Regions from separate parts of the Homo sapiens genome. Here region 2 is linked to region 1. Evidence: chromatin contacts called from ENCODE Hi-C data. All regions are on one chromosome and are shown on one strand. The core of a region is the stretch at or near the end of the contact, and the rest is flanking DNA. Distances in the headings are between cores, read along the strand shown.

Region 1 (4,479 bases), core at 709-3,208:
GGTTCAAGCGATTCTCCTGCCTTAGCCAGCCTCCCGAGTGGCTGGGATTACAGGCACGCGCCACCATGCCCAGCTAATTTTTTGTATTTTTAGTAGAGACAGGGTTTTACCATGTTGCCCAGGATGGTCTCAAACTCCTGAGCTCAGGCAATCCGCCCACCTCAGCCTCCCAAAGTGCTAGGATTACAGGTGTGAGCCACTGTGCCTGGCTGAAACTCAGTCTTTATTCCTGATAGGGAAGAACCCAGAAAGAGGGTCTCTTCTCTCCCTTTCATCCTATGCCTCACTTCTCACATTCACACAGACATATACTTTCACACACAAATACACACATATTGTACACATGCTCCTACACGTGGCAGAGAAAAGAGAAAGACTAAAGAAGAAGGTAGGTAGGTGGAAGACAGTGTGTGCCCAGAGGGCAGTTCCTGGGGAGGGGGTGTCAGGGTGCCCAGGGCATGGAGTGGGCAGGAGCCTTCATGGCTTCCTCTCTTCCCTAGCCAGCGACCAAAGGTCAGCCCAGGCAACTCAGCCACGTGCAGTCCACCCACCCTGCCTGGTCAGGTCATGTGAGACCAGGACCGAAGCCTCATCAACACTCCATTGTCTTCCAGAGCCCAGCCTTATGCTGAACCTAACAAGCCCCCTCCAGCCCAGGACTGGTTGGTGGCCCTCCAGAACCTTTGGTTCCGTCCTGAGGGACCCTCTGCAGGGGTCTCACAGTCCCTGCCTTGAGGACAAGCTGGGTGATGTTCAGCCAGATCCCAACCCTCTCTGGGACTTTACATCCCCTTCTGAGAAACGGGGAGGCGCTGGCCTTCCATTTGCACAGAGAAGGCCTAGGGTGAGGAGTGGGGAGCAGGGGAAGAAGGGCCCTCTTTCTCATGTTCCCTCTGGGGGCACATACCCCATCCCATGCCACCTCCTTGCCCATTCTCCAGATGCTCAGCAGGGAAGGAGAGCACAGCAGAGGGCCGAAGCGCGGCCCTGAAGGTCATCTTGCACGTCAGCACTGGGGCAGCCCCAAAACCCCTTGCGCCCTGGCTCCCCGCCTGGACCACAACACAGGCTCCATTGACTCCTGTGCGCCCTCCTTCCCAAGATGCACACAAAGCCGTGGGCTCGTGGTTACTGCCCACGGGCCCCTGAGCCCCACAGGACCCACCCAGGGAAGGAGGCCAGAGCTGGCTGGCTGGCTGCAGCTCCTAAGGGGCTGGCAGGAGGGAAGGATCGTGCACCTACGCAAGAATCTCCTGGTTCTGGGCAGAAAGCCCTCATAGCCGACCTCTAGGCCCTGTTCTACCCAGGCTGGAATGGAGTCAAAGACCTTGAGGACCCAGCTGGGACAAATTCTCTGCCAGTGCCACCTCTACCCACCCTTCATCCTGTTTACATCTTGCAAACACAAGGACATTCACCCCTGCCACTGAGACTAAACCTGGAGCAAAGCCGCCCTGGCCCACCCTCTATCTCCCATAAGGGAAGTCAGGTGGGGAAAGATGCTTGTCTGGGGGAGGGGGACTGGAGGAAAGCTGGGGCTGAGAAGCTCCAGCCCCTCTGGGGGCTTCAGTTAGGGGAGGGCTGCCCCAGCAGGATGACAGAGAGATGATTAAACCCACAGAGAAGATTGATAAGGGAGCTAAACAGCTGCAACTCTGCAAGGTAGGCTGGGACAAATCTCATCTTGTCCTGGCGGCACTCAAAGCACTGGGGGGCTGGGCCAGCCTGGCTGAGCTCATGACCTACACAAGCTCCAGAGCAGGAATGGGGGCAGGGGTGGCAGGCTGCTCCCACCTTCTTCCTCAGGGCCCAGCCCCCATTCCTGCCGCCTCAGAGCTCCCTCCCTGAACAACACCCATTGGCACCTAGGCGGCGTGCCCCTCCTCCCCGGTGCCCCTTCACCCACAGCACCTCCGTCTCAGCTCTCACTCTCGGTATTATTAGATGTGATTTACAGCGGAAACGCTGAGTCAGACAAACCAAGACTTCCCCAGACAGAGGCAGTGGGAGAAGACAGGAAGAGTCCAGGGCAGCTGGCCTCCCTGGGCAGGGTCCTCAAAGGGAGTGAGGAGATGGGGACAGGGGTCCCCAGCTTCCAGGATGAGTGGGAAGTTTGCCCCTCCTGTTTCTCCTTTCTGTCCCAGGCCCAGGATCTTCATCTGGGACTCCTGGATATGCAGACCCCTTTTCTGACTCCCAAGCAGCCTCTCAGCCTGTCCTGCCAGCCCCTGTCTCTTCCTTGGCAAGTTTGAGAAAACAGCCCAGGGATCCTGGAGCCTGGAAACAAGGTGGTTCTGCTGGGTCCTGTTTCCTCACAGCAAGGCCCCGGTTCAGAAGGCAGCCCCTGACTCCCAGAGATGAGAGGCAGGAAAAGTGCATGGCTGGGGTCCCAGCCCCCTACTCTACAAACAGAAACACGGGCACTGTGTGCTCCTGGGGCGTCCAAGGGCCCTAGAACCGGTGGAGAGCACACATTTCTGCTTCCACCTTGTGCGGAAGAGCACAGTGGGCAGGTCCGTCTCTGCTCCCTGGGTCTCTGACTCCCTGGCAGGGAGGAACTGGGCATTGTTGCCAAAAATAAACGTTCCCTCTCCCGCTCCCTGGCTCCCGGCTCCCGCTCATTAGGATGCGTGGCGTTTGGCTGCGGTCCCACACCTTGCAGCTCATTATAAATATGCAGTCGCTGCTGGCGCTACCCCAATCATCTCTGCAATCAGAGCTTTTAATTAGGTTAATTAAATTGTATCAAATCTCGCAGGGACGCAGTTCACTGATGCTGATGAGGCAGCCAAAACAGACCCCAGCTCCTCCGCTAATGAAGGCCGCTGCCTGCCTGAGCCATGAGGGAGCAGGAGCGCATAATAAACGGGCGCGTCCTCTGGGAGGAGCTGCTGCCCAGGCCGAGCTCTGGGGACCTGGCAGGGGGTCTAAATCAAGCAGTCCAGGCTCCAGCTGCAGCAGAGGCTCCCAGCCCAGGAGCCGGCCCCTTCACACAAGAACCAGGGCAGCTTCAGGAGCCCAGGCACTGAGAGCCTGCCACGCTTACATAGCAAACTTGAGGGGGCCCCAAAGATCCACTGACTCTGTCTGGGACTCCTCTTTACTTCTCCCCCAGAATGGCCCAATAAGGCCAGGGCTCCCTCTCCTACACACCTATATACACACACACATACACATACACACACACACACACACACACACACACACCAGCAGTTAGCCCTGTCACTGCCCCCGGATTGTCTTATTAGCCAGAGTGGCCAGGCTGAGACTAGAAAGCCCATCCTGCCACTGCCAGCCTAGTCTCCATCTGCTATGGAGACCATCTGCCCCTGGCGGGGGGCTGGGGTGGTCTACAATGCTACCAGCCAGCAAGAGGAGGGGGTGCTGCCCCCTAGGCTCCATGTGCCAGATGGACCTTCTATATTCCACCTACCACTCCACCTCAAGAACCCTCTGCCAGGGAGGGACACCTGTCCCAGACCTCCTGGGATCAAAATAGCTAGGGAGGGGAGATGGTCCCTTCCTTCCCTGGTCCCTCGCCACCCTGAGTTCACTGTCCCATGCCCTGGCAATCCATCTCTGGGCACTGGAGACCACAGGCTTCAGAGCTGCAGGGCCCTGCAAAGGTCCTCCCCTGCCTATAAGCAGGAAGGCAGGTGCTGCCACCTCCAAAGGGGCTGTCCCCAACACTCCACTCAGCCTGACTCCAACCCCTCCCCTTAACCCCTCCATCACTGGTCTCAGTGTCTCTGAGCAGATGAGGAGAGAGGATGGGGAAATTTTCAGTGCTCTCGGGACAAGTTGTTTCTGCTATAGAAGCTGGTTTTTTTGGTTTGGAAAGGTGTTTTTTCTTTTTTCCACCCAGTAATGTGAAAACATGAAACCCGAAACCAACCCCCTACATTTGTCACCTCTGAGAGAAGCCTTTGGGGTAACTGGGAGAAAGCTGTAAATGACTCAGGCTGATTCAGGGCAGGGGGGTGCTGCCCAGCTGCCTGGGGCACCACAGTTTCATTAACCCGATCTGAGCATGGCCGTCAGGTGACAGATGCAGGGAGGGGAAAGGAAGCCCTTTCCATCCTCTGCTTACCCCTAAACACAGCAGTTCCCTTGATATATTCCTCTTGCCTAGAAAAAGCTGGGTCCTTAGCTCCGTTCTGGACGAGCCTCTCCTACCACCACGCAGGAGCACAGGGCTGGACTGTGCAACCACCCCAGCCCCAAGCAGTTTGTTCCCTTTGCATTAAGCGAAGCGGACAAGATGAACAAGGAGACCTAGGTGTATGCTTCACCTAGGAGTAGACTGGACAAGACTTCCTAAATGTGATGATGATGGATCCAGGAATAGGGAGCCAGGAAATTCCTTACAGGGAGCCTGAGAAGCAGCGGAGACGTTCTTCCCTCTGGCCAGAGCAGTTGAGGAAAGAACAGGCAGAAGCATGAACTAGGCAGCCTCCTCTACACTCCAACCTCTCAGCA
Region 2 (4,923 bases), core at 1,761-4,260, 1.2 Mb before region 1:
GCAATCCCAGCACTCTGGGAGGCCAAGGTAGGAGCATCATTTGAGGCCAGGAGTTTGAGACTAGCCTGGAGAACAAAACAAGACCCCCAACTCTACAAAAAGAAAAAAAAATTAGCCAGGCGCAGTGGTACACACCTATAGTCTAAGCTACTCAGGAAGCTGAGGTGGGAAGATCCCTTGAGCCCAGGAGTTCAAGGGTGCAGTGAGCCATGATCACACCACTGCACTCCAGCCTGGGTGGAAGAGTGAGACCCTGTCTCTTAAAAAAAAATAGTGGAAAATACAGATTATTTTTGTCATATGCCTTATAGTAATATTTTAACCTTTTAAAGTAAGAACATGTATAATTTTGATTTAATGTTATAGAAAGTTGGACTGGATTATGAAAGATCTTAAATGACAAGATGAGTTTGGATTTTATCCTATAGGTGAGCCCCTAAAAAAGTCATTTCTAGGCCGGGCGTGGTGGCGCGTGCCTGTAATCCCAGCTACTCGGGAGGCTGAGGCAGGAGAATCATTTGAACCAGGGAGTTGGTGGTTGCAGTGAGCCGAGCATGCCACGGCACTCCAGCCTGGTGACAGAGTGAGACTCTGTCTCAAATTAAAAAAAAAAAAAAGTCATTTCACCCCCCACCAAAACACACACACACACACACACACACACACACACAGAGAGAGAGAGAGAGAGAGAGAGAGAGAGAGAGAGAGAGAGAGATGTTCAGAATCCCAGCCCCCACATGGATTCCCTTAACATTCTGGAATCTGGTTAATTGGGTTTCAGATATTTCTCCCTTATCCACTCCTCTACCTCATGATTAAAGGCCTTTAGCTCATAACCAAAGGGAGAGAGGACCTGTATATATTATGTGGCAGGTACGAGTCTTGGGCTCAGACTCATCTGACAACGAGTCAGGTGGTGACTTCTGAAACAGCATCACCACAGATTACCCTCAGGGGGCTCCCAAATCAAATACACCCTAGGGAACTTTCTTCCCTGGGTCCTTCAGCACTTCAGGTTAAAAATCTCTTCTAATGATTTGTTATTTCATGAAGAGATACAGGGAGATGGCTGCTAGCAGGGAGGAGGAATATTGCTAACTAAGCCCCCGGAAAGTCCAGCACCCTTCTCTAAGAAGTAAGTTATCTGACTCATTTCCTTCTTATCCTACTCCAAAGATCTGTTTACATCCTACAGTGTACCTAGTAATATTGTCTAAAAACAAAACTCATGATCAGCCAGAAGAACGTAACAATTAAAGACTGTGTCAAGAAATAAATAAAGCTTTCCTTCCTCCCTTTCAAATTATAGTTGTTGTTTTTTAACTTTTCCTTCTTGCTTCTGATATATCTTGGGTTTATTTAAAAAAAAAATTTTTTTTTTTAAAGAAACTGGGCCTCTATGCTGTCCAGGCTGGAGTACAGTGACTACACAGGCACAATCATGGCACTATTCTATAGCCTTGAACTCCTGGGCTCAAGCAATCCTCCTGCCTTAGCCTCCCGAGTAGCTAGAACTACAGGTGTGAGCTACCATGCCCAGCTCTTCTGATATATCTTTTTCTTTTCTTTTTCCTTTTTTGTTTTTTTTTTTTTTGAGACGGAGTCTCGCTCTGTCGCCCAGGCTGGAGTGCAGTGGTGCCATGTCGGCTCACTGCAAGCTCCACCTCCCAGGTACATGCCATTCTCCTGCCTCAGCCTCCCGTGTAGCTGGGACTACAGGCACCCGCCACCACGCCCAGCTAATTTTTTTGTATTTTTAGTAGAGATGGGGTTTCACCGTGTTAGCCAGGATGGTCTCGATCTCCTGACCTCGTGATCCACCTGCCTCGGCCTCCCAAAGTGCTGGGATTACAGGCGTGTGCCACCACGCCCAGCACCAGCCCTGATACATCTTAAAGAGAGGTAGTATCTTCTACTTTTTTGGTGGTGTCCTATGCAGCCTAAAAGTCCCTTTTTCCAGGCCATCTTCAGATGAACGAGTTATAAGCACAAAGGCAGCAATTGATATTGCTAAGCCATCTCTCCTAAGACCTTCCTTGAGAGGCCTGAAACCTGAGGCAGAATATTATCAATGCTAGCCTCTCTTTTATCTTTGTGTAAATGGCTAATTTAGCCTCCAACCTCATAATCACACAGACTCTGGTAGGTGCATGATGATGACCAGGAGCACTCTTTCACAATCTTAATATAAATAACAGCCTGAATAACCTAACCAACTTTACTGCTTTGCGATATGAAAAGATACTAAGACTTATCCTGACTGAAACTCTCCATCCCGCCACCACACTCCGCCTCACCTTATCAGCTTCAACCATACAACACCATTGGAGGGCCCTCTACTCAAAGAAGAAAAACACCACCACCACAAGACTTAACTGGGCTTTGAGCAAAGATCTAGCTCTTGCCAAAATACTAGATGGAACTAGGGTACTTTTGGCAATAAGGTAAAAAATTCTGAGATCTGACCTTCTGATGTCAAGGCAAGTTCCCCTCTCTAAATATGTCAGAGGAAATGTCATGCCTTCAAACCAGCCAGTATGACCATGTGAGGCTCATTTCCAAGACACAGACCCTGCTAGCTATAGAACTGAGGCACACAGTGCAGGAACCCACACACGCCGCCCTGCATGAAAAAGAAGTCCATGACTAGCACAGGATGTTGTGAGCCATCTCACCCAGATACAAACACAGTATACCCAAGACATGCATAGACTCAACCATATGCTCTGAGGGCACATGAACAGCACTGCCCACACCAGGGCTCATGAAATAGGAACTAAAAAACAGGTGATGTTTCCTGTGATTTATGCTGGTCAATCATTCTGACTGCCCAGGCAGCCACACCATTTAATATCTTCCAGCAGCTCAATCAAGGTTCCTGTCTCCACCTGCTCCTGTGACATCATCCTGTCATTATATGTTCTTTGAAATTCCTTTGATGAAAAATGAGTCACTTCTTCCTGCCAACACAGGCCTGAGCCTCTTCCACACATGTCATTCTTTGGTAATCCTGTGGGGGCAGGGTGCCACCCAGAGGTTTCTGCAGCTACTCTCGCTATACCTCCCAAGAAAGAAGGCCTCAGAGCAAGATCAAACATAGCCTGGGGAAAAATGGGCAAATGATGAAAGAAGTGAGGATCTTGGTGGAGCTGGGTATGGGGCTGGGAAACTGCCTACTCCAGTGTGACACACAGTTTAAAGGATGAAGTAAGAACTAAGGTAGGGCACAGTCCCACTTAAAACTTGGAAATGCTTCAACTTCAGAGTGCTCACCTTAAAAGTTCGCTTCCTGATATAAAGTGCCATCATGTATTCTCCTGCAAAAAAATGATTGCAAACCTGTTTCTCACCTTGAAGATTTGGGGCAACAGTAACTTGCCTGCTCAAGACAGTGACAGTTCTGAAGCAAAATATTCAAGACAACTTCAAGATTCTCAGTGGCAGCAATAAGGGGCCCAATACAAACAGACAAATACTATTCATACCTACAAATCAGCCTAATATTTTTATAACAGCTTCACTGAGATTTGGTTAACATAAATTCACCCTTTTTAGGTAAACAATTCAATGGATATTTAAGTATCAGTATGTTCACAGAGTTGTTCAACCATCACCATTATCTAACTTTAGAACATTCCATCACCCCCTGAAGAAACCCTATATCAATTAGCAGTCACTTCCCATTCGCCCCTCCTCAACCCCTAGCAACCACTAATCTACTTATGGTCTCTATGGATTTGCCTATTATGTATAAATGGTATAAATGGAATCATACAAGCCTTTTGTGTCTGGCTTCTTTCACTTAGTCTAATGTTCTCAAGGTTGATCCATGTTAGCATCAATCAGTACTTCATTCCTTTTCACTGACAAATAATATTCTGTTGTATGGATATGCCACAGTGTGTTTATCCATTCATCAGTTGATAGATGTTTCAGCTGTTTCTGCTTTGGGGCTACTATGAATAATGCTGCTATGAACATTTATGTACGAGTTTTCTATGAATATATGTTTTCTATATTCTATGAATATAATATTTCTTTTGGATATATACTTTGGAATTGCTGGGTCATGTGGCAACTCTACTTTTTGAAGAACCACCAAACTGTTTTCTAAAGCAGGTGCACCATTTTATATTCCCACCAGCAATGTTGGGGGTGTTCCAATTTCTCCACATCCTCACTCTCTTTTTTATTAAAGCCATTCTAGTGGGTATGAAGTGGTATCTCATTGTGATCTTGATTAGCATTTCCATAATAACTAATGATGTTAAGCATCTAAGCATCTTTTCATGTGCTTATTAGCCATTTGTATATCTTCTTTGAAGAAATGGCTATATAAATCCTTTGCCCATTTTTTTATTGGGTTTTCTTTTTACTGTTGAGTTCAAAGAATTCTTTATATATTTTGGATATAAGTCCCTTATTAGATATATGATTTGCAAATATTTTCTCCCATTCTGTGAGGTGTCTTCATTTTCTAGGTAGTGTCCTTTGAAGCACAAAGGTTTTACATTTTGATCAAGTATAATTTCTCTATTTTTTTCTTTTTTGTGTATACTTTCAGTGTTAGCTACAAGAAACCACTACCTAATCCAAGGTCACAAAGATTTACCCCTAAGTTTTCTTCTAATAGTTTTGTAATTTTAGCTCTTATATGTAGGTCTATGTTCCACTTTGAGTTAAGTTTTATATGTTGTGTGAGGTCAGGGTTTAAATTCTTTTTTTTTTTTTTTTTAAGGTGGAGTCTTGCTCTGTTGCCCAGGCTGGAGTGCAATGGCGTCATCTCAGCTCACTGCAACCTCTGCCTCCCGGGTTCAAGCGATTCTCCTGCCTCAGCCTCCCGAGTAGCTGGGATTACAGGTGCCCGCCACCACATCCAGCTAATTTTTGTATTTTTAGTAGAAATGGGGTTTCACAATGTTG

The links. A loop is a pair of places that touch in the nucleus more often than their neighbours do. Pooled maps may share reads with other maps.
Region 2: a pooled map shows a loop between it and region 1 (9-fold over the local background). The contact joins two enhancer-like sites. A Hi-C loop is called at or near these places in 5 of 50 pooled maps.

What each region holds. Positions count from the first base shown.
Region 1 is chr1:38,027,655-38,032,133 of GRCh38, reverse strand. No RefSeq gene overlaps it. Among named protein-coding and RNA genes, the nearest start is that of POU3F1, 17 kb to the left of the region's middle. RefSeq lists enhancers at 383-677, 1,419-1,478, 2,179-2,258, 3,392-3,441, 4,261-4,479. Within about 2 kb of position 1,958, at least 22 of the 41 ENCODE cell types and tissues checked have a DNase peak (open chromatin) inside an H3K27ac peak, as active enhancers do.
Region 2 is chr1:39,181,963-39,186,885 of GRCh38, reverse strand. It overlaps a transcript of MACF1 not described here. Among named protein-coding and RNA genes, the nearest start is that of MACF1, 20 kb to the left of the region's middle. RefSeq lists enhancers at 2,277-2,790, 2,767-3,036, 2,791-3,305, 2,546-3,745. Within about 2 kb of position 3,010, at least 27 of the 41 ENCODE cell types and tissues checked have a DNase peak (open chromatin) inside an H3K27ac peak, as active enhancers do.